Linked DNA regions of Mus musculus: region 2 is linked to region 1. Evidence: chromatin loops called from intact Hi-C (ENCODE). Cell type or tissue: left cerebral cortex. All regions are shown on one strand. Links, peaks and the distances in the headings refer to the core of each region. The heading gives the core; the rest is flanking DNA.

Region 1 (11,914 bases), core at 2,607-10,606:
CATAATATGGGATACTACCCAACAATAAAAGAAATGTGCTGGGCGGTGGTGGCGCACACCTTTAATCCCAGCACTTGGGAGGCAGAGGCAGGCAGATTTCTGAGTTCGAGGCCAGCCTGGTCTACAGAGAGAGTTCCAGGACAGCCAGGGATACACAGAGAAACCCTGTCTTGAAAATAAATAAATAAATAAATAAATAAATAAATAAATAAATAAACTATTGATACAAACACACAGATGAGACTGAAAGGCATTAGGCTGAGTGGACAAAAAGTCATTTAAAAAATGCCACATATTGTATGGTATATAAATTTCTCAAAATAAAGCAACTATAGCATTTGTGGGTACAAGGTAACCTTTAATGACAGGATCAATTCTGAATTTTGACTGCATTGGTTGGTCATTTCAGGAATCTACATATGATAAAATGGCATAGAATTTAACAGTGCCAGTCTCTAGGGTATGATAGTGTAGTATAATTTCATAAGATGTTGAAGAGGTCAGCTGAGAGCTTTGGAATTTTCCAAAGTTCCACTGGACCCCTCCCTTCCTGGAAGAGACAGGTCAGAGAGCACGTAGGCCAGAAGGGAGAGGCTGAGTAAGCCCCTACTACCTCGTTCCCTAAAGACCAATCAGTTTAAAGGGGGCACTGTTCCACCAATCATACTGTGCCTAGTTTCTGATGCTCTATTCTATTCCTGGAAACGATATAAAAACTCGCCTAACGCTGCTGGAGGTTGCCTCCCCTCCTTCGGGTCTGAGACGACCCCAGTGCACTGGAACAATAAATTCCTCTTGCTTTTTGCATTGATTCTGGCTCCATGTGGTTCACTCAGGGGGTCCCCAGTAAGCTAAGGCTCCCCGGAGTCTTACAATGTGATTATTGGTGGGGCTATGGAGAAGGCTCTTGACATGCAAGTCTGATTACCTAAATTGGATTCCTGAGAAAGGTACAAGGAGACAACCATTCCACGTAACCTTCACATGTGCTCCATAGCACACACACAACCGCTAGGCTGGCTAGTTTTATGTCAAGTTGACACAAGCTAGAGTCATCAGAGACAAGGAAGCCTCAGTTGAGAAGATGACCCCACAAGATCCAGGTATAAGCAAAACTGTAGAGCATTTTCCTAATTGGTGACTGATGGAGGGAGGGCTAAACCCACTGTGGGTGGTTCTATAAGAAAGCAGGCTGACTAAGCCACAGGGAGCAAGCCAGCAAGCAGTACTCCTCCAGGGCCTCTGCATCAGCTCCTGTCTCCAGGTTCCTGCCTGTTTGAGTTCTTGTCCTGACTTCCTTCTATGACGGACTACAATGTGGAAGTGTAAGCCACATAAATAAGCTCTTTCCTCCCATCTTGATTTTGGTTATACTGTTTTATCATAGCAGCAGTAACCTTGAGACACCCACAAAGAGGGTGAATTGAAGGAGAAGAAAGGAGATAAATTGTTTTTGACACTGAGGAAGTAATCATATTGAGAATTACTTATGGCAAGAGGTTCATGGCAAGGACCTCAGGTTGACCCCTAGTGAGGAGAGTAATTCTTGACCAACAGCTGGCAAGAAAATGGGAGCCTAAGTCCTACAATCACAAGAAAGTGAACATTTCCAGCAACCAGATAAATTGTAGCCCTGCAGACACCTTGATTTTAACTTAGGGAGACCTGAGCAGAGAACCAGCTAAGCTGTGCCCAGATTTCTGATGCATGAAAACCATGAACCAAAAAGTCCTGCTGTTTTAAGTCATTAGATGTATGGTAATTTGTTACACAATGGTGGATAACTAATGCACAGCCCCAAGGCCGAGATGCCATTAAACAACTGAGAGCTTTGCTCCCAAAGGCCACAGCCTAGACCTACATAGTCTAACAAAAGAAAGCAGCAACAGTGGGAGAGAGGAGCCAGTCTCAGAGTTGAAACAGATGCTCATGGTCTTTCCCCAAAAAATGACTTTTCAGTTCAGAGTCTTGAACTGCTTCCAAACCACCCCAGCTCTGCTGGCTGCTTGACCCTGCACTCTGCTGTCACATCCCAAATATGCTGTTCACAATCACAAATGAATTGCACATTGATGGCACTATGCACTTGCCCTTCTTGCTGCAGATGTTCAGCTGTAGCTAATTCCCTTTGCAACTTTCTTGGCCTCACTTCGGGTGGTGGCCTTGCACCCAGAGTGCCAGCTGCTCTCACAACACTGCCCTGTCCACGGACAGCTGTACCAAGCTAGCCAGAGACTTAGACACTAGCCCTTTCTCCCGTTCCTCCAAGACTGTAGAATCCAACCCTGCAGGACACCTAGGCTGGTCCCCAGTGAATGCTAGAAAGGTCAAATACACTGTGCAAAGATTGCACAGTGGGCTGGGAACTTCCTTTAAGTCTTTGTTTCTGCTGCTGTGTATCACGATCACTGAAGTAGTTAACTTGAGTTGCCATAACAAAAATACTCCAAACTACATAGCTGAAACAAGAGAATATTAGTTTTTTACTCTTCTGGGGACCATAAGGCCACATTCCAGGTACTGGGCAGTTAGCTTCTTCTTGGAAGAATTTTTCAGGCTTCCAGGCTGATGTCTTCTCATCAAATTTTCATGTGTTAGAAAGGCTGATCTGGTGTCCCTTCCTCTTCTACAAGGGCACTAGCCATACCAGATCATGGTCTACTCCTTATAACCTCATTTAACTTTCCTGGTCATATCCTGGGTTCTGTCTCCCAGTAGCCAGTTACACTGGAGGTTAGGGTACCAACATATGAGTTTAGATGGGACATAGCTTTCAGTCAACAGCAGTCACCATCTATTGTGCTGGCAAATTTAGAGATCTCGGTAGCCTGCTTAGTGAGAAATAACTGCAAGAACCACCTGGTCATTTCCTCCCAGATTAGGCATTGTCTTCTTATTTCCAGACTTAGGAGGCAGTTCCAGCCTGCAGTCCAATGCATGTTTCTTTGTAGAGGTTGTAATGCTTTGGATAAGTTTCTAAGCCTCAGTTTGCCTCTGTCAAATGGACATATAAACAGTTCTCTCTCAGTTTTTAAACTCAGCATCAGCACCTTGTACAACATAGGTATATAGAACAGATGAGTATCCCATAGGTATATGGAACAGATGAGTATCCCACCACACTGCCCAGATCATTCTCCATTCTAGCCACTACACGCTTACCCTTCTCCAGATAGTCTTCTCCTTTACTCAGAGGTGGGAAATAGTATCAGTCCACATCCTTGGAGCAGAGACTGAAATAAACAGAATTTCTAAGAAAATCCCCAAGACTCCAAGTCCTAATTCCTAGAATCTATACATGTGGTAAGCTATATGTCTCTCCCAGTCATTATATTCAATGGCCCATTTGCTCTTATAAAAGGGAAACCCTGATACATGCTGCAACACGGACAAACCTGTAAAACATTTATGCTACGTGAAAAAATTGATAAAAAACATATATGCCAGGTGATGGTGGTACACGCCTTTAATCATAGCACTCAGGAGGTAGAGTCAGGAACAACACTGTGAGTTTGAGGCCAGCTTGGTCTACAAAGTGAGTTCCAAGACAACCAGGGTTAGACAGAGAAACCATGTCTCAAAACACCCACCCACCCACCCACACACACACACACATACACACACACACACACACACACACACACACACACCAGGTTTCTACCCTGCTTGAGTTCCTGTCCTGGTTTTCCATTGTGCAGAAATGTAAACTATAAGATAAAATAAGCCTATGGATATGGAACCTGAAAAGGCCACCTCCTGTAGCCAGGCAGGACCTCTAGTGGAGGGATAAGGACACCAACCCACCCACAAATCTTTCAACCCAAAATTTGCCCTGTCAACAAGAAATGTAGGGACAAAGATGGAGCAGAGAGTGAAGGAATGGCCAATCTTTAGAGGCTCAATTTGAGACCCATCTTATAGGCAAGAACCAATCCCCGACTCTATTATTGATACTCTGTAATGCTTGCAGATAGGAGCCTAATATAACTGTCCTCTGAGAGGCTCTACCCAGCAGCTGACTGAAACAGATGCAGAGGCCCACAACTAAACATCGGACTTAGCTCAGAGAGTCTTATGGAACAGTTCAGGGAAGAATTGAAAAACCCAGAGGGGATAGGAACTCCACAGAAAGACCAACAGTCAACTAACCTGGACCCTTGGGGTTTCTCAGAGACTGAACTAATGAGCAAACATGGGACAGACCTAGCCCCCTTCACGCACAGATATACAATTGTTCAACTTGGTCTTCATGTGGGTCCCCCGGCAACTGGAGCAGGGGCTGTCCCTAAAGCTGTTGTCTGTAGGTGAAATACCCTAACTGGGCTGCCTTGTCTGGCCTCACTGGAAGAGGATGAGCCTAGTCCTGCTGTGACGATGTGTCAGGGTGGGCTGATACCCAGGCAGAGGAGACGGGGAGGAGGAAAGGGGGGGGACGACTGTATGAGGGGAGATCAGGAGGCATAGATGAGGATGTAAAGTGAATAAATAAGTAAATTAATGGGAAAAGGATGAATTAAACCTTTTCTTCTCTAAGTTGCTTTTGATAATTGTCTTCATCATGGAAACAGAAAGTAAAGTAATACAGGAGGGTTTATTTGTATCTTTTTAAATGGATTCAGTGTTTCACTTTGAGAAAATCAAAATGTTCTAAAGCAGACTTTGATAATGGTGGTTACCTAACAGCATAAATGTATGTAACATATAAATAGAGTAAGTGACATATTTTGTGTCTATCAGCACCATAAAAAGAGATTTCATCAGCTGATATATGGATAATGAAAGTGTGGTATATTTACACAGTGGAGTATTATTCAGCTGTAAAATCACCATGAAATTATGCAATCTTAAGGTAAGGTGACAGAGCTAGAAACAAACAAAAAAAAATCATCCTGAATGAGGTAACCTAGACCCAGAAAGACAAATATTACATATGTTATCTTGCTTATGAGTGTTAGATTTGAATCTTCAGATATGTGTTTCCTTTGAAATATTCATAGAGGTCAGGAAAGTAGAAAGGGCTTAGAGGGGATTGGGGCTTTAGAGAGAGGAGAAAGGGAAATAATGGGACAGAAAAAGGTTAAATCTTGTTGGGGGATGGAAGAGCCGAAGATAGGAGGAAATAAGGGAGGGATCACTGACACTAAAGATCTTTCTTTCCAAAATGCCATGTAGAAATGTACTGCAACAGAAGCTTCTTCAAGTACATACATGGATGGATATAAAATGAGTCTAAATAGGCCCACCCTATAATGGGATGGCAATGCTCCTACTAGACGTCACAAACTAACAAATAAAAGCCCTAGTGCCAGGAATGGGTTACCCCTTTTAGTGTTGTTGGTCCATGAGGTCCTATTGACTCTTCCAACATTACAGGCTATTGCCAATTATCTTAGTTATCTTCCATACTTGATAGTAATACCTTATTGCTGAAGACACCACACTACTTGAGTCACAGAACTCGGAGAAGTCAAGTTAATACTCATCTGACTGGCTGTCATAGGCTAGAAAGTGCTATGCACACTTGAGGAGAAAAGTAATAAGAAAAGTCTTACCCAGCTGCCAATCTCCAATCTCCAACAGCTACAATAATGACTGGCCTGGAAAGACAAGAATACCATATGAGTAACCAACCACTTTCTGATTGGATTTAAGGCTTGCTCCACAAGATAAGACCCATACCTGGCACTGTTACTGGAACTAAGAACATAAATCTAGAAAGACATCCTAGGGGAGAACCTACCAAACTAACTTCTAGTGACTTGTTCTTTATAACCATAGATTAATACACCTCTCAACCATCATCAGAGATGCTTCTTTTTGTGGTAGATACTGTTTAACACAGAGACCAAAACAAGACAAGGTTCACAGAACAAGAGATTGTGGGGTGGTCATACCCCTCTTCCCAAGGCTCAGGGATCATTAAGAGCCAACTGCAATAGATGACTATAACAAAACAGTATATTCTGGACACAGCAGAGCAGTTTTACATAAAAACTCACAGCGATTATAACAGCATGCACAAGATCTGTGCAAGTTCAAGCCAGACCAAATCTCAACATGGAAAGGGGAGGTGGACATGAAGTTTCACTACTAGCTGGGGAGCTATTGACAATTGATAGCTTCTGGAAAGGAAGAGCTCCTTTGCTGTAAGGATATGACCCCGGTAGGTCAATCACACTGCAGTAAAAGGCCACACATTCAAGAACTTGTGGACCACACAAATTAGACTTGATAGGTGGGTTTGTTTTTGTTTTTAGAAAAAAGGAGGACACAAACCAGGACAGGGGACAATCTGGGAGGAGTTGGAGGAAGAAAAGTAAATGCGATCAAAATACATTGTAGAAAATTCTCAAAGAACTAATAAAAAGGGCGAAAGAAAAAGGAGGACATCTGGATGGATCTAATCTAATTATGAGAGTCCTTAAAAGCACTGAACTTTCTCCATCTGTTGGCAGAAGGCAACGACAAGGAGATGAGAAAGACTTGAGGCACTGTTGCCAGTTTGAAGAGGGCGCATGAGAAGAAATGCAAGCAACCTCTCCTAGCAGTGAGTGACCTCCAATGACAGCCAACAGGGAAATGTGGTCTGAGACTAACAGCCACAAGGAAGTGGAGTCTGCCAATAACCTAAATAAACTTGGAATTCGATACTTACTTGGCTTTAAACATGCAAGCCAGCTCAAACCTTGATCTTAGGCTTATGGGACCTGTAGAGAATTCAGCTGAGCCCACTCAGATTTCTGATATACAGAGCTGTGAGCTTGTCCACGGGTGCTGTTATAAGCTGTTGTTTTGGGCTAGCTTGTTATAGCATTCCCAGAAAACTAACTCGTGAGCCTACAGATCTTACTTCCAGAGAGAAGGTCACAGCAGGCCCTGAAATGTATTGCTGTCAGCTTTACCCATTTAGCTATCTCCCCATAAACATTTCAGCATATTTGAGTGACTCCTATATGACGGATACTGTGCTAAAGCTTGAGTTCAATAGCAAGGCATAGCTCTATCTGTGAAACTTGAAGCCTGGTCCTAGAACTGGACAATGACTGTCCATCCCCATGGTCAAGGCTGAAAGCTAGGACATACAGGAAGCCTCACTCTTCACCAAGCCCTCTAAATATTTAAATGCTTGGTACCAGCACCTAATGCTTCTTCTGGGAATGGCAGAAAGGGACAAAGATAGGAAAGTACAAGTTGGCAGCCTGCCTGATACCCAGAGCCTGGGTGTTGTAATTGTCCCACAGCATGTAGGTGTTATGGAGATTGAACAGGGCTCTTGGTGACTTCAGATAACTTAAATAACTATATATCCAGGATACTGAAACAGGGACGGGCAGGAGGTAAAGTGTTTCCTGGGGTCATTTTCACAATTCCTAGGGGCATTTGAAAAGGAACCCATATGGAGTGGTGGTACATGGTGGCAAAACCATTTTGTGGCTATTAAAATGTGGTTCAGGATGCTGAAAGACTGCCAAAAGATGACAGAGATACACAGTGGAGATGGGCAAGAGCCCAGGCTTTTAAAGCAAAATGAGCTGGAGTGGGATTCAAGATGGAGAGGCCCAGGAAGAAAGAGGCAGTGATTGACGGGGAGGCCCACACCATCCAGCTCAGCTGCTCAGAGCTTGGGCAGAGATTAGGTTTTAGAGACTCAATCCCACTTCCAGGCCCTCCTGGGCAATCTTGAGGCCTAAGCGTTGGGGTAAGTGCCAGGGACAGCTCAGAACTCTCCAGCCCTTAACAGCCCTTCCTGACTCACTGGTAATCATTTGTTTATCTGTTTGTTTGCAAGATTGGTTTCTGCTTCAGTAAGGGGAGTTTGGATCCCTGCCCTGGGGGCTCAGGGTTCTGAGTTAAACAAACCCTCTTGGGGCAGACTCCCTGCCCCATTTGGCTAACTTTCCTCTGCCCTCACTTGTTTGTTAGGCTCATGAACAGTGGACAGAGATGTTGGGAGTGGGAGGAGTCTGGTCTTTCAGAACTGGCCAGACAAGCAAAGGGCTCTGGTTCACCACAGGCCCAGACATCTGTGGGGGGAGCTCTGGGCAGAAACTCTGGCTCTATGGGAACCCTGAGAAAATCAGACTGAAATCCTGCCCAGGGAAAACTGCAGTTGTCCAAGGAGAGCTTCATTTCAATACATGTGGTAAGGTTTTTTGTTGTTGTTGTTGTTGTGCTCATTCAGTCTGTAGCAGCTGCAGAGGGAGAGGCCCATGAGGGGAGCAACGGGGCTGGAGCTGGGTGGCAGGGAGGGGAGATGGTAAAGGCTGAGTTACCAGAATGAAGAGCCCAGCAAGGGGAAAGGAACAAGCTGAGGCAGCCAAGGCTGAACAGAGAAAGTTGTGGGGAATACGGGGCTGTTTCAAGGGAGAAGGGAAGGGGGAGGGGCTGCAGCCTGTGCCCGGGGTGTGAGCCTGATTGGAGTGGCACATGATGTAGAGACAGAGTTCGAGGGGCCAGAGGAGGGAGGGCAGGAGAAAGCAACTATTTTGCCATTGATGGATTTTGTCTGTTCCTAAAACTCAGCATGTGAAGTGTCTTCCTACTGCAAAACTGAAGAGAGAACATTCTGGAAGGTCATTCCCAAGGGTAAGGGAGGGGCAGCTGAGTGAATCATTAAAAAAAAAAAAACCTGGGGAAGTGGGTTCATAACCTGAGCAGAAAAGGGGCTGGTGACTCCTGGGGCTCAAAGCCTGGCTCCTCTCCCCATTGCCAACGAATGGAGAACTGGAGATGCCTTTCAACAAGACACCAGAACTAAGGGAGTTCTGTTGCATAGGGGAAGCAGACTAGGGGTTGGGGGAAGCAGGAAGAGATGGGGCATCTGATGTTGACCCTTGAAGGAGGCTGTCCTGATCCATAGAACTAGCAGAGACCTTGTGATTGTCTAACCCAACCTCTATTTTACACACGAGGAACTGGAGCTCAAAGAAGGCAAGAAATCTGTCCAAGGTCACAGAGTTAATGAACTAGACAAACAGACTTCAGAAGGAGGCCACACAGGCTCATAGGCAGAAGCACTTCCAGATATTAGCTCAGAGGAGGTCTGAAAATACCTGTCAAACAATGCTACTGCTCGCTCCTTCGCCATGGGAGAAATTTAAGCCTAAGTTCAGTGCTGATTCTGCTTCAAAGTCATTCTTAGCGGAACAGCTAGCAAAACGCTCTAATAGGTCAGCATTGGCATGAACAATGAAAACAATCTCTTTTCAGGCCTAGGATAGTAGTGTGTCAGAGAAGGATAGAGTTGCCCATGCTCCTCAACTTACAATGGTTGTAGAGCTGGATATACCCGTCATAAATTGAAGACACTGTAAAAGTTAAAGAAATCCAACTTAATGCATAAAACTCATGTTTTGCAACATGTTATACTGTGGAACGTGAGTTATTTAGCCTTGTGATCATATGATTGACTGGGAACGAGACATGTCACTGGCTCCAGAAAAGATAAAAATTGAAGGTATGTTTTTTTTTTTATTGAATGTGTTTTACTTCCATACTATACAAAACAGAACAACAAAACACTGTAAATGGAGGACCATTTGTAGTCCCGATGCTTTGTTCATTACATGTAAATGTCTAAGTCTTATTTGGGTGCAAGGCATAGAAGAAAGAATTGCTGCAAGTAAGGACAAGAATCAGTACTGTTCTGCAGCCTCAAATGGAAGTTAGTGGCCCATCTTCATTAATGCATCACCACTCATGGTGGCCCAGCTTTAATGACTGGCTGCCACGCTATGTATCCCAGTACCAGTTCCAGGTTCCAGAGAATTACGTTGATTGGGTTAGCTTGGAACAGATTATCAAATCCTGGAACAACAAACGATGTGGAGGGAATGAGATCATACAGCACAAGGTTGGCTTGGTCTCTGGGCCGATGAATGGAGGGAGGCATCCCTATTTAAATGAGTCAAGACCTGCTCAACAAAAAGGATACTATACCTAGCACTGGAAACCTTGTTAAATACTCAGTGCTAATGAAGTTATTAGAAGAGCATATATAACCAATAATTTAATAAATAAACCAGCATAATACCATCAATCTATAAACATTTGTCCTTATACCTACAGGTAAGTGTAGCCTTTACCCCTCATAAAGGAAACTTCTCTTGGCAACAGAGACCAGTAAAGAAGCCACAACCAATCAAATGCAGAGTTGTGGAGCTCAGTACCAAGGCATACATCTACAAATCAAACAACTCCCACACTGAAGGCTCAAGGAATATTGAAGGAGAGAAGGCAGGCAAATTTTAAGAACTAGAGATCAGGAACTTTGCTGTGAGATTATGTCTCCTAGTAAAACAGGAGCTATACACTTAAAGTCTCCTTAATATGGAAGTCCAATTGTGAGCTGAACAAGGATGACACCAGTGAATATGCCAGGTGGATGAGGAAAAGTCCATGAGGCCTCAATCCTACACAAAGAACTAGAGGTAACAGAAGAAAGCTGGGAGAAGGCAAGGTGGTCTTCCCCAGGGAACAGCACACCAATTGCTTGTCCAGTGCCAAAAGGTCAGCCCCCAAAACACACATACAGGTTACATAGTAGGGACAGAAATGTTATATTTAGGAATATATATATATATATATATATATATATATATATAATATGCATATATACACATATGCCCACATACAATAACAATAAAAAAGAGTCAATGAATTTGAGGGAGAGTGGGAGGGGTATACTGAATGGAGAAAAGAAAGGAAAAATGTAGTAATTAAATTACAATACCAGAAAAACAGTAAAACATTTTTTAAAAAGAAACAGGCAATGAAAAACAGAAAAAAAAATCAGTTTATTTTTAACGCTATTATTATCATTATTTGATTAGCATACAAAATAATGGTTTCCATCATGATATCTTCATAAGTCTATATCATTGTGATTTTCTCACTAAGCCACCTAAGAAGAGTTATGGAAGCACTAGCTGGATAGCTAAAGTATAACAGAGACCTCTTTTGTGTTACAAAGGGAAAGTGCCCTCCTTATCCATGGAAGCAGACTAATTCTCTCAGGAACCAGAAAAGGTACTGGGCAAGTACAGAGTTTTAGAGAGCCAAAAGATAATGTAGTGAGCAATACTCTCCAGTCCTCTGGCAAAGTTAGATGGATAAATCGGATTCTGGAAAGGACAGGGAATCCTACCAGACTGTGTGGTGGCACCAAGCCAAACTTTCCAGGTAACGAGTCTGAGTAAAATGGTCAAGCATCCAAGTCAGACAGGACCAAGGCCAAAAATAAGAATGGGGATTGCGTGCTCTATAACATGTGCCAGCCGAGCCCATCTGACATCTACCAGAAAAAAAAATCAACATAAACTGTAAACTCATTTATTTCAAGGCTCAGCAGATGAAGAGCATAGTTCTGATTCCTAGCACTATCATAAATACTGACTGGTCAGCCTGTGATCCCATTGCACAGGAGGCAGAGACAGAGTCCCACAGCAAGCCTGCTATGGTCATCTCTGGGTTCAACTGGAAATCCTCATCTCAGCATATAAGGTGTACAACAACTGAAGAAAGTACTCCATATCAACTGTAGGTGTCTGCATTCTTGTACGTATAAAGATATGTGTGCACATGCTCACATGCATGCACACACATGCATACCCGCACTCACACACATATGTGCACTCACATCAGAAAAATATATATATATATATATGTTGTTTTCATTTCTAATGAAAAGCATTTAGCTACAGGAGGATCAGTGTGACTAGAAAGCTTATTAACTACACAGAAGAAAGGAACAGAAAAGGATAGGCCCAGCTAAAGTCTCAGACTGAAGACATGGAGCTCAAGCTACAGGTAGAGGGAACATTTTCAATGAGATTTAAAGGTTCTTGTTACTTTACCTCTTGGGAAATGAGTGTAGATGAATGTGATCCTAATAGGATACTATTTGAGGACTTTG
Region 2 (11,914 bases), core at 1,983-9,982, 94 kb after region 1:
CAACGTGTGAAGTGCAAGAGAAAAATGACAGAATTCTTCACAATCCTCCCTAGTGTGTTCCTGAGGTTCCCAGTGAGCCTGTTCACGAAGATTGTATTTATTTGTACTCTGTTGCCAGGCAAGGATCAAGGTGTATTTCAACCAGATGTCTTTGCTGGGCTCTGTGAGAGTAGACAAGGGGAGAGACATGTGTTTTCCTTTAAGCAGAGCCTGTCAGGCCATCACCGGCTGCTTTCAGTCTCATGGGTGGATCTCTCCACTTGTCAGATTTCCTAGCTCCTGAGGTTTTGGACAAACCACCCTTGGTTTCTTTAATCCTTCTTGGGCATTGTTAACTCTCTTTTAAGTGTCAAATTACCCTTCCAGCAGTTTTCCTAGGCCAACATCTAGGCTGCCATCCCTAACCTGTTCCCCAAGGGTTACACGGCCTGCTGACCTAAAAGCTAGCTGATTACAACAGTTCTTTCCTGTGTCAGAGAAAATTGTGAAAGACTAAATGGGCAAAAAGCGATTACTGGATGTTCTGACTGGTGCATTCCTCAAGGTTATCTGGGCCTCCCATTGGCCTTGAACTATTTAACAATTTATAAGTTGTAGACAACCGAGAACAATGCAAAACGCTCTTATCCTCAGAAATGCAAAGGAATTCACAATGGTGCTGTGCAATGGATTTCTGTCCCTTGGACATAGAGCAGTTTTCCGTTAATGTGAAAATCCCTTCATTTTTGAGTTCTGTTCTGAACTGGTTCCATCTTATGGTTTCTTTCATTGGCTTATGAGTTAAAATGTCTACATGTGTTTCTTTTCTGTTTTCACCAGAGACAGGATTTTAACCTTTAAGTACTTAATCTTTAACCCTAGATTATCTTTGTGCAAGGAATTACAGGCCCAGGTGGGACCTATCCTTTGGCCCTTTTTTTTTCTGTACAGGAAAGATCAGCTCAGTTCACCATGATTGTTTCAATGTAACTAGTTCTTTTTAGAAGACTTTCAGAGCAACAATGGTACCAGCCAAGTCCAACCAGTACTCCCTCTAGCCAGTTAACCTGAGAATTCTGATCTCCACCAAAGGCATTTATCCAAACTATTTATACAAGAAACATTCCATTTTTCTCCTTAAATTTCAGAATGTTAGGAGCACACTTAGGGGCCAACTTGAAGAAGAAAGGTTACTAATTAACAAATCATGGTCAGTTGCAAAGATCCTTTTTGGTGGCGGGGTCTGAAAAGGCAGAGGGAGAAGGAGAACTTACTGCTCATCTGGTGATGAGCATAGGAATGAGATGCAGGAAAAGGTCAAGGACAAGTACAATCGGAGCAAACTGTCAGAGCTGGTAGGAATGGAACGAGAAGTCAGAAGCTAGGCCAGGAATCTCTAGTGGATTTCAGCTTCATGCTTCTGGAGGCAGGAATGAAACAGAAACAGGAGTAACTCCCGTGTTTTGAAAACGACTTAAAGATTGTCTTATGGAAGAATGTAAAGTAGTTTCTTGAGTGATAAAAGACAGAGAGAACCAGTTGGGTTTTAGCCCAACATATTTGTTAACTTAAAGGCTTTTGAAAGCTTTACTTTCTTCTTGAAAAATACTTGGGCAGACTAGTTGGTCTCCAAAGGGCCTTTCATGATGTCAAATTTCTTGAATAGAAGATGAGAAGACGGGTTTGAAAATTTGGGGTTTTTTTTTGTTTGTTTTGCTTTTCATTTAAGAAGTTAAAAGAAAGAAGGATTCTGATGCCCTTGGGGTGTCACATCTGGTGTTACAGGGTTAAGGTTTTAAGTCTAAGGGTCCAACTTCTGATAAATATGAATAGCAGTGGCACTCAGATCATGTAAGGTCTTCTCTGTCAGGTGGCTAGTCTCTCTACTCCCATATAATTTGGCACATTTCGAAAGGCAGCTTTCTGCACAAGGCGTGGGTTTAATGTCTCGACTCCTGTCTCTATGCATCCTGCTTTCATTTGCCAGGTAAAGCTTAGTTTGCAGTCTCCTAGCCAAGGAGTTTGTGGAAGCGTCTTCTTCAGCAGCCAGCATGTAAGGCATCTTTCAGTCAAGCAAAGCTTGTGTTACCAGTGTTAATTGGATAGAAGTTCCCACAGGCAAGACAAAATCCTTAAATTGACTGAAATGAACTTGTGTGAAAAGAAGGCTTAAGATGATGGTCAGGGCTGCTGTAGGTTTATGGGATGCTGGATTTGTTCTCCAGGTCTTTCATCCTTTAGCTCACACAGTGTACAGAAGTAAACTGATAGTCAAATCTCTCTGAAATGTGGGTGGATGCATGAGTGAAATAACAAGTAGACAAATAAAAGAACAAATATAAAGCCCCCGAGATGATTCACCCCACCTCCTTACCATGATTCTTCTCCTCCTCAATGCTAAGGATGTAACCTGTGGCTTCATGTACGCCAGGCAAGCTCTCCACCACTGAGCTACATTTCCTAGTCCCCACTAAGGCTACTCTTGTGGTAGCAATTTTCAGACACTTCCAGAGCCCTGGGCATGCCAACACTTCTTTTGGACTGTACCTTGTGCAATCTTTGGAGTTTCTACTTTCTGTAGTTAGAGTTTTCTTATTTCCTTTATGACTTCAGAGATCTAATTTGGTTTTGGTTCCGTATAGCACCTTCCATTAGACTCCAAGACCCTATAGGAGTGAGGAAAGAATACTACCATCTAACATAATTTCATATTAAGCATCATGGAGAACTTATTCTTTGAATTAAAATATTAAATCTATTACTTTTTCTATCTTGTGTGTATAAATATGTAACTATGTGTGCATGCATGTCATTGTGCATAAGTGGAGGTCTGGGAACAACTTTGAGGAGGTTCTTGCCTTCCACCTTGTTGAGGGAATGTCTGTCTTGATTGTCCACGCTAGCCAGTTCACAAGCTTCACCTGTCTGTGCCCCCCATCTCAATGAGTGAGTGCTGGGATTAGAGAGGCATGCAAGCACACCCAATATTTTACATGGTTTCTGGGGAATCAAACACAAGGCCTCCTGCTTGGGTGGCAATTGGTTTTGTAGGGTGAGCCATCTTCTTGGCCTTTTCTTGAATTTTTGAGTACCAAAAATAAACTGTCCATCATACTATGGTGGAAAGAATGTGGACTTTTGAATCAGGACAGATCTAGATTTGAGCCATAGCACTGTCATTTGCCATATGGATTAGACATATTACTTTTCACAGAGCCTTTATTTTTCAACATATAGGAAAAAGAAGAATATACCATTAAGGCTATTTCTGAAGATCAAGTGATATTAAAGTACAACTTTGTCCCAAATGGTACCATAGTAGGTACTACATACAAGACAGCTATTCAATCAGGGAAACATGGAGAAAGCTTAGCAACCTGGGACTCCACTTGACTTGAGCAACACACACACCCATTTCACAGAAATTCATTTAGTAATGAATTTCTTGGGTTCTGACCTATGTTAAGTGGCAGCTATAACACACTCCAAACAATGCAGTGGGATGCTCCTCTCTAGCAACTCCTTAATAACTCACCTTTGGTGATCAAACCCATCCTGAACTCGGTGAAAAGCACCAATCCAGTCTAAACTGGTTGTAGGAACATGTGAGTAAAACATCTAGCCTCACAATGAACTTTCAGGGAAAAATTTCTACTTACTATAAATCTTACGCCTATGCATGACTGGGTATGCAAATGATTAAAATCAGGTGAATCATAGGAAAGGTCATACACAATGAGTACTAACATAACCCATGTCTGTCAATCAAAGAGCAGAACACTTAAACTTCATCCCTAGCAACTTGCTCTTCCATCCCAATAAGGAGGTACTCTTGAGTACTAGAATTCAGATGGTGTGCTGTTTCCTTGCAATGTATCCATTCTGTTGTTTTCATTTTTTACTTTTTAATAAAATTATCTGCTACTTTGTATTTTTGTGTGTTTTGCCTTTTTAGAAAACATGCCACGAAACGTAGACCTCTGGTGCAGAAAGAGACTACAGATTACACTCTTACTTTAAGATAATATACTTAGATAATATTTTGCATTTTACAAATTCTCTCATACCTTCTTTCATCCATCCCAATTCTATCATTTGATTTATATGTATATTATACAAAAGTATAATTGTATTACTAAACATTAATATCTAAGACTCAAGTTCAACTTGGAGCTTGTAGAACCGAAGCTTCTACAATTTCCATATTTCCAGGCGCCAGAGAGTTTACCCAACTATTTCTGAGCCTTCAGCAAGCACTAGGCAGACAAGAAAATTGCTTAAATTCTATAAGAGAGGCTACATTCTTAGTGTTTCTCAACCTATGGCGGCTAGTTTTCTCAGCAATTTTAGTTGTGAAGTATTACCTTTAATGAATGAATCATGTCTCCAGCCCCCACCCCTTTCTCAGTATTTTTAAGGAAAGCGTTTTTTGTTTTTAAATTTTTTACATTTATTTATCCAGTGTGTGTGTGTGTGTGTGTGTGTGTGTGTGTGTGTGTGTGTGTGTGTGTAAGACAAGACAGCAGGCAGAAGTTGGAGTTGGTCCTCTCTCTCCTTCCACCTCATGAATTCTTGGGATGGAACTCAGGTACTCAATCTTGGTAGCAAGTGCCTTTGCCTACTAAGCCATTTTGCTGTCCCAGGAAATTATTTGAATGGAATAATTTGGATCCTTTCTTCAACGTGCACCTGAAAGTGGTAAGATTTAGCACTCCTAGCTCCTAGAAATATCCTGGTGATTTGGCCCAACTTAGAATTTTGGTAGTGGTGATGGTGGTGGTGGTGGTGGTGGTGGAAAGATACCAAGACCAGTTCAAGGCATTGTTCTGTGAAATTGCATTTATGAAAAACAAAGTTTACTTTAAAATATGTATACTGATTATTCTTTGTATTCTTATTTCTAACACTTAACGCTGTTGCCTGGCATGTACCCTCTTACTTTTGGATGAGTGGAATACTTATATCTCAACACCAACACTTCATTTATCTAAATGGGGAAACTTTATAGAATGAAAGTCTACACATTAGCATCCCCAGCAAGCAAGGCTTGGCTACTTGTCACAATGGTGAAAAGCAGAAAAAGACTAATTCAGTGTAGCACATTGCAAAGAGAAAATTGTAAATTGGTCCAATGTCCCCAAGTCTGGTGGGATAGACTTAAGTGTTGGATTTCAATAGGGGTCAAGAGACATGTATAATTAAGTGGTACATCCACCTTTAACCCATTAATCCCTGTGCTGTCTAGTGTTTGACATTTTGACACAATCTAGAGTTATCTGTAAAGAGGGAACCTCAACTGAAGAATTGTTCCCATTGGATTGGCCTATGGGCATGTCAGTGGATATTATTATTATTACTATTATTATTATTGATGATGATGATTGGTATGGGAAGGCCCAGTTCATGGTAGGCAGTGCCTTCCCTAGACAGGTAGGCTTGGGCTGTATGAAATGTATCTGAACATACATTTGGGAATAAGCCAGTAAGCAACAGTCCTCTGTGGTCTTTGCTTTAGTTCTTGCTTCCAGGTTCCTTCTTTGAGTTCCTGCCCTGGCTTTCTTTTATAATAGACTATAAGCTGTAAGCTAAAATAAACCCTTTCCCAAATTGATTTTGCTTATGGTGTTAATTATAGAAACAAACTAAAATGCTGTCTCAGCTAGTCTGTCCTGTGAAGTGGTCTGATAAAACGTCAAATTGTTAATCTGTTAGTTACTGGTGATGCAAACTTGCCCTTAGAGATGAGTGTCCTCTTCTTGTAGGATTAGTGTCTCCTGTGAGGTTTCACTGTCTCTACAATCCAAGATAACTGCACGTTCAGTACAATGATTTGTCTCTGTGCAGTCAGGCAAAGTAAAAGAGACAGAAACAAAATGAAGGCAGAGATGTCAGACTTATATCCTTCTTTTAGTTACCTGTGGACCCAAGTGAGAGGTCAATACTTTTTTTGAAAAAAATGAGTTTTAACATGCCTGTTTTGAGCTGTGCTGAGATTGGAATAGTTATTACAACTTAAGGCGCCTTTAGGTGTTTCTTATAGAACTAAGATCATTTCCTGGAGAAGGCTTGCCTTTCTGGAGCTCAGATCCTTGGGGTAAGTTTCATATTACCTATGACTGGAAAATTCAGATCATGGGGAAAAATCAATAAGAGCTTTGGTCAGATCAACTACACAAACACAAGGGTGATAACTGAGCACCACAGTGTTCGTAAGAAAGTGAAGCCCAGGCTGGTAGATCAGTCTAGTTCTTAGAACTTCGTGTTCTTTACTGCTAAATCAGACACAATGGCTTATCTGCCACACACAGTTATTCTGAATATAAGAAACTGTAACCCCCCCCCACACACACACACACTGTAAATTTTCTCTTAAAGTCTCACTCCACTAAAACGTAATCAGTAGCCTCTTTCTGCATCTGAGGTAAATGTAGCATGGCCTTGCGTAATAATCTGTAGCGTGTGTGTTTTAATGCTACTTGATGGCCTAAAAAGTGAGTCTGAAAAGCATTGTTGGGGACATAGACGCAAATGACATCTACCACCATTAAGGCTTTCTGTTTTTGAATGAAAATGCCTCTTAGGGAGTGAAAGTTTTCCCATATGTTCATCTGCTCATGAGTAGCGACAAAGTTATCGTAAAATAATTATTCCATGTTGTCCCATTTTGCGTGTTTATAGCAAGAGGGATTTCTATAACCTTATCATTCTTTGTGGATTTCTGCAAACATTTCTTTGTCAGTTATGACTATAGTCATTTCTTCCATTGAGTAAAAGATCTGCTGTTCTGCCTCCTTTGTGTGTGTGTGTTTAATTTTTTTTCTAAATACTCCTGGCTGCCTTGCTTATATAAATGTGCTCAGCATTTTATTTTACTGAGCCTTCCACCTAGAGCAGCTGTCTTCTTTATGTCAAACCCAGACCACTTTTGCCTTCAAAACCCTGCTTAAAATTCATCTGTGCAGAGTGCTTAATCCATTAGCAAAGATTTGGTAAGCCCTGGATTGAGGTAGGCCCTATGGGGGCTAGGACAGAGTCCTGTCCTTCAAGGAGAATTGAAGGTATGATGGGGAAATGTGACACTTGCACAGAATGGGGATGAATTAGCAATCATGAATAGCATGCTGTGAGTGGCAGGTAAGCTGTACAGGCAGGGTGTCCTGATGGAGGACACAGCAGGCAGCCATGCCACATCAGAAGTAGAACATGAGCTAGGTCTTGGATGAGGCCTAAGGAGATAGAAATGCTATTATGTGATTATCATGTGTAGTATACATGAGCTGAATTATTACAACATATTTCATAAATGTAAACAATTAAATGTAATCAATAAGGACTGGGGAAAACAGCTCTGTGAATAGAGTAAGACTAATGCAGCCTTGAGGACTATAGTTCATATTTCTTAAATTGATGTAAAAAGATGGGAAGATCTGGTGGCTGTTTGTAATCCCAGCACTTGAAAAAGAGACAGGGCATCTCCAAGGCAAGCTAGCTAGAGTAGCAGGAATCAGAGAGCTCTTGCCTCGGCTCATTGCTTTAATAAATAGAACGGAGAGTGATTCTGGAAGACACCTGTCATGGATTTTCATATAGAGATGCATACTTGCTGGTGCATTCATTTCCACACATAAACACACACACACGAGAGAGAGAGAGAGAGAGAGAGAGAGAGAGAGAGAGAGAGAGAGAGAGACAGAGACAGAGAGACACAGAGAGAGAGAGAGAGACAGAGAGACACAGAGAGAGAAGAGAGAGAGATTATCAGTATAGAATTGAAAAAAGGAGAACGCATTGCTTTCCAAATAAGTAGAGGAGATGGTAGGAAGGAGACAAAGAGGAGAATGGAAACTGAAAAGGGACAGTATAAGGCAAAGAATTGGGGATGTAGACACTTGTTCCTGAGTAGTGAGAGTCCCAGAGGCAGCAGTTGCAGAGGCTTAGCGAGTGGCAGCACAGCTGAAAAGGGAGCTCAGGGTCAAATGAAGGGCTTGGATATCAGGCCAAGGAGCCAGATCACTGTTCTGTCATCAATGAGAAGTTATCAAGGACTACTGTATAGGAAGATGACCTGATATAACCCAATCTGAGTATACTCATCTAAGGATCGAATACATGATAGCCTAGGAGTTGGAAGTAAAAGATTGTGGCAACAGCAGACAGACAAAAGAAACTGTGACTTTGAGCTGGCTTATCACTCTACCCTTCCAGGACTCCAATAGTCTGCATCCTTAGCTCTCTCTATGAAGCTTCATTTGGGATCTGATAATAGGTGGGAGCTAATTTTGAGGACAGAATGTGGATTTTTGATCCAGTCAGACCTAGATGCAAATTCGTGTTGTACCACTTAATCCCTGTGGGTTTGTTCCAATGATCTTATCCCTGTGGACCTTGGTTTCCTTATAGTTGAAATAGTCTCATGGAAGTTAATGAGAAATCCTGTCACCCAGGAGATGAATGTTAAACTAACATTCCTCACCTCCATTCTTTCAGTTATCATTGTGGCCCTGAGCACCCTTTTCTTCAGAGGTGGCGTCACCTACGAGGAGACAGTTATCTCTTTCTGCATCACTGTATTGGAAAACATCCTTGGCTGTCTTGCAAAATGTCTGACCATGCCCCAGCCTCATTCACCTTACTTCCATAGGAGAATTCATTCACTACACCAACAAACGATTATTTAAAACCTATTGTATGGCATGCATTGTCTTGTAGGGAAAGCAATTGTGGTGGCTTTAATATGCTTGGAACATGGGAAGTGGCACTATTAGGATGTGCGGCCTTGTTAGAGGATGTGTATCATTGTCAAGATAGGGCTTTAAGGTCTCATATGTATGCTCAAGTCTGGCCAGTATGATCCAGACCCTCCTCCTGGCTGCCTGTGGAAGACAGTATCCTCCTAGCTGCTTTCAGATAAAGATGCAGAGTTCTCTGCTCCTCCAGCACTGTGTCTGCCTGCATGCTGCCATGCTCCCCACTATGATGATAATGGGCTAAACCTCTGAAACTGTAAGCAAGCCCCAATTAAGTGTTTTCCTTTATAAGAGTTGCCTTGGTCATGGTGTCTCTTCACAGCAAGGACACCCTATCTAAGACAGCAATGCACAAAATTAAACACAAATCTATATCATTATAGAACTGATATTTTATCTGTGGCTGCGAAAGAATCTCACAATCAATAAATATCCAGTATGTCAAATGGTAAAAGAGGGAACAGAGCGTATTAGAACGTTGGTTAATAATAGATTTCTTATTAGGTGACACTTTAGAGGAGACCTGGAGTAAAAAAGAAGGCAAGTAGCTATATGGGGCAATAGCTTTCCAGCAAGGAGGGACTGCAGATGGAAGAATTTTTAAGTGACAGCATACATCAAGCATACATTAGTGATTTAAGGAACAGTAAAGGTCCTAACATGTTTGGAAGAGGGTAAGTGTGGTGCTTTGGAAGTTAAATGTCTCCCATAGACTCATGTATTTGAACACTTGGTCCCTGGCTACGGGTACTTTTTTTTAAAGGTTGTAGAACTTTTAGTAGGTGGAGACTTACTTGGAGGAACTGTGCTACTGGAGGTAGCTTTTGAGAGGTTGTAGCCTGCCCCACTTCCTGTTTTCTCCCTTTGTGTTGTGTTTGCTCTCAAGCATTGGAGTGCTTCAGTTTTCTGCTCTACTTCCCTACTACCATGCCTCTCCTGCCATTATAGATACTCCTTCTGGAATTATAAGACCAACTAAACCCTTCCTTCTATAAGTTGCCTTGGTCATGGTATTTTATCACAGCAACAGAAAAGTAACTAACACAGTAAGCAGGGAGAACAGAATTAGGACAGGAGCCCATAAATAAGTTCAGTATTCAGATGAGGTAGACTAAAGTAAGCACTCAGAGAAAACCAGTGAGCCATGGGAGGATTTGATGCAGAGGAGACTGACATCATTTTAACAGAATGACTTTATAGGGAATATGTTGTAGAGCAGGAGAATCAAAAGGGCCTAGACTTGGTAAAAGGCTTTACCAATCCAAGAATCATCCAGATGACACAGAGTATAGACCAGGGTGATGACAGGGAAGTGGTAAGAAATAATTGGGCTCTGGATATATTTTAAAGTTATAAATAACACCATTCACTAACAGATGGGAAGGTCAAGGCATTCAAGGATGGTCTCAAAGGGGCGTTGTTATTGTTATTGTTGTTCTTCTCCTCCTTCCTCCTCCTTCCCCCTCCTCCTCCCCCTCCTCCTCCTCCTCCTCCTCCTCCTCCTCCTCCTCCTCCTCCTCCTCCTCCTCCTCCTCCTCCTCCTCCTCCTCCTCCTCCTCCTTCTTCTTCTTCTTCTTCTTCTTCTTCTTCTTCTTCTTCTTCTTCTTCTTCTCCTTCTCCTTCTCCTTCTCCTTCTCCTTCTCCTTCTCCTTCTCCTTCTCCTTCTCCTTCTCCTTCTCCTTCTCCTTCTCCTTCTCCTTCTCCTTCTCCTTCTCCCTGAGCAATGGAAGAGTGGCGTTGCCAATGGCTGAACTACAGAATACCAAAGCATAATACATTTTTGGAGAGAAAGCCATACTTTGGCTATGCTGAGTTTGAGGTGTTCATTAGACAGCTACAAAGAAGATGAATACAAAGAAAATGGATACAAGGAAGATGGATATTCACATCAAACAGTCAGTGGAGGGTGGTGAGTACATATGGACTCTATTTCAAAATTTAATACATTTAATACATAAAAGGGGACTAGCATTTGATAAGTACAAACTCTGGAAACTATGTAACTTTTCTGCATTTCTATCATGTCCTTGAGAACTGCTATATGTGGTTACTCTTACTCCCTTTGGGTAAAATCCAATATATATATGGTGTGTGTGTGTGTGTGTGTGTGTGTGTGTGACACTAAGTTTGACAAATAGATTCTGAAGGATGTCATACACCTAATATGTTTCTTTGGAACAATTATAGGGAGGGGCTCCACTGAACTTTTCTGAAGAAGGATGTTTTCTAAAAGGAACTTAATTGTCTTGAATTACTTCTCTGGTAATCCCAGCAACTGTGGCTGACTAAACAGTTATCACTGAAGTGGATCCTGGAGTTCAGGATCATACCCAGAGGAACTTTGTCACCATCTTTTTTTCCCTCAGGACCTACTCACTTTTCTAAACAAAACAAAACAAAAACCAAAAAAACACCACCACCACCCCCTCCAAATCTCCTTAGTTGACTACATTTGCCTCCCTCTCCCTTATGAGGATAGATAAATTTCTAAATCTCATTGCATATTTGACATTCATTTTCTTTCATGTGGATGCCTTTTTGTACATCATACATTTTGCATTCATTTTCTCTCACTAATCTGCCTGCTGTCAGTTTATTTAATAGGCTCAATTACCGAAAGCCCTGAGAGAGTAGAGCAAAACTCTTCCCTCTTCCACACATCCCACTTAAGCACAGCTATCTTACAAAGCATCTCTTCTAAAAGTATATAATGTCATCTCTATTTTCCACACGAGAAAACTGAGGTGGTCTAAGACAAACAACAATCACTTGTATTAAATCAAATAACTGAAATGTAAATAATCTAAGATGAGAATCTATCTCCAAAAGCTCGTAATTCCCCCAGCTACCTGCAATCACTAAGTGCACCATAGTTACCCCTCTGATCTCTATGCCAGTAAAGGGAATGAATATGTACCCCGATTCTTGATTTATCAAGCTTCGAGGAGGTGGGGGATACTTCTGGTTAAAAATACTAGCTTGGGCTAATGTGCAGAGGTATGTGAAGAGAGTGAATTTAGCAATGTGGTAGTATGTCTTCTTTGCAGGTTAGCAAATAATAATGATGGAATATCAGATTATATCCTGGCCAAGGAGCCCATGTAAGCAAGTCAAGAGTCTGACAAGGGCAGAATTGAAAACCAGAGTCCAGGGGGTAGAAAGGTGATATAGAACTTTATTTTTCTGTT

The links. A loop is a pair of places that touch in the nucleus more often than their neighbours do. Peaks named below come from ENCODE experiments on the same cell type or tissue, not always from the same donor. Only the 100,000 strongest peaks of a DNase experiment are listed, where the experiment ranks them.
Region 2: it touches region 1 in a loop (2.4-fold over the local background); 3 of 42 quality-filtered maps call a loop at or near these places.

What each region holds. Positions count from the first base shown.
Region 1 is chrX:99,865,802-99,877,715 of GRCm38, forward strand. No RefSeq gene overlaps it. Among named protein-coding and RNA genes, the nearest start is that of Tmem28, 52 kb to the left of the region's middle. In left cerebral cortex, for the core only: no CTCF peak of the experiment used is centred there; DNase peaks (open chromatin) are centred at 7,175 and 7,896.
Region 2 is chrX:99,960,731-99,972,644 of GRCm38, forward strand. No RefSeq gene overlaps it. Among named protein-coding and RNA genes, the nearest start is that of Eda, 8.9 kb to the right of the region's middle. In left cerebral cortex, for the core only: no CTCF peak of the experiment used is centred there; no DNase peak of the experiment used is centred there.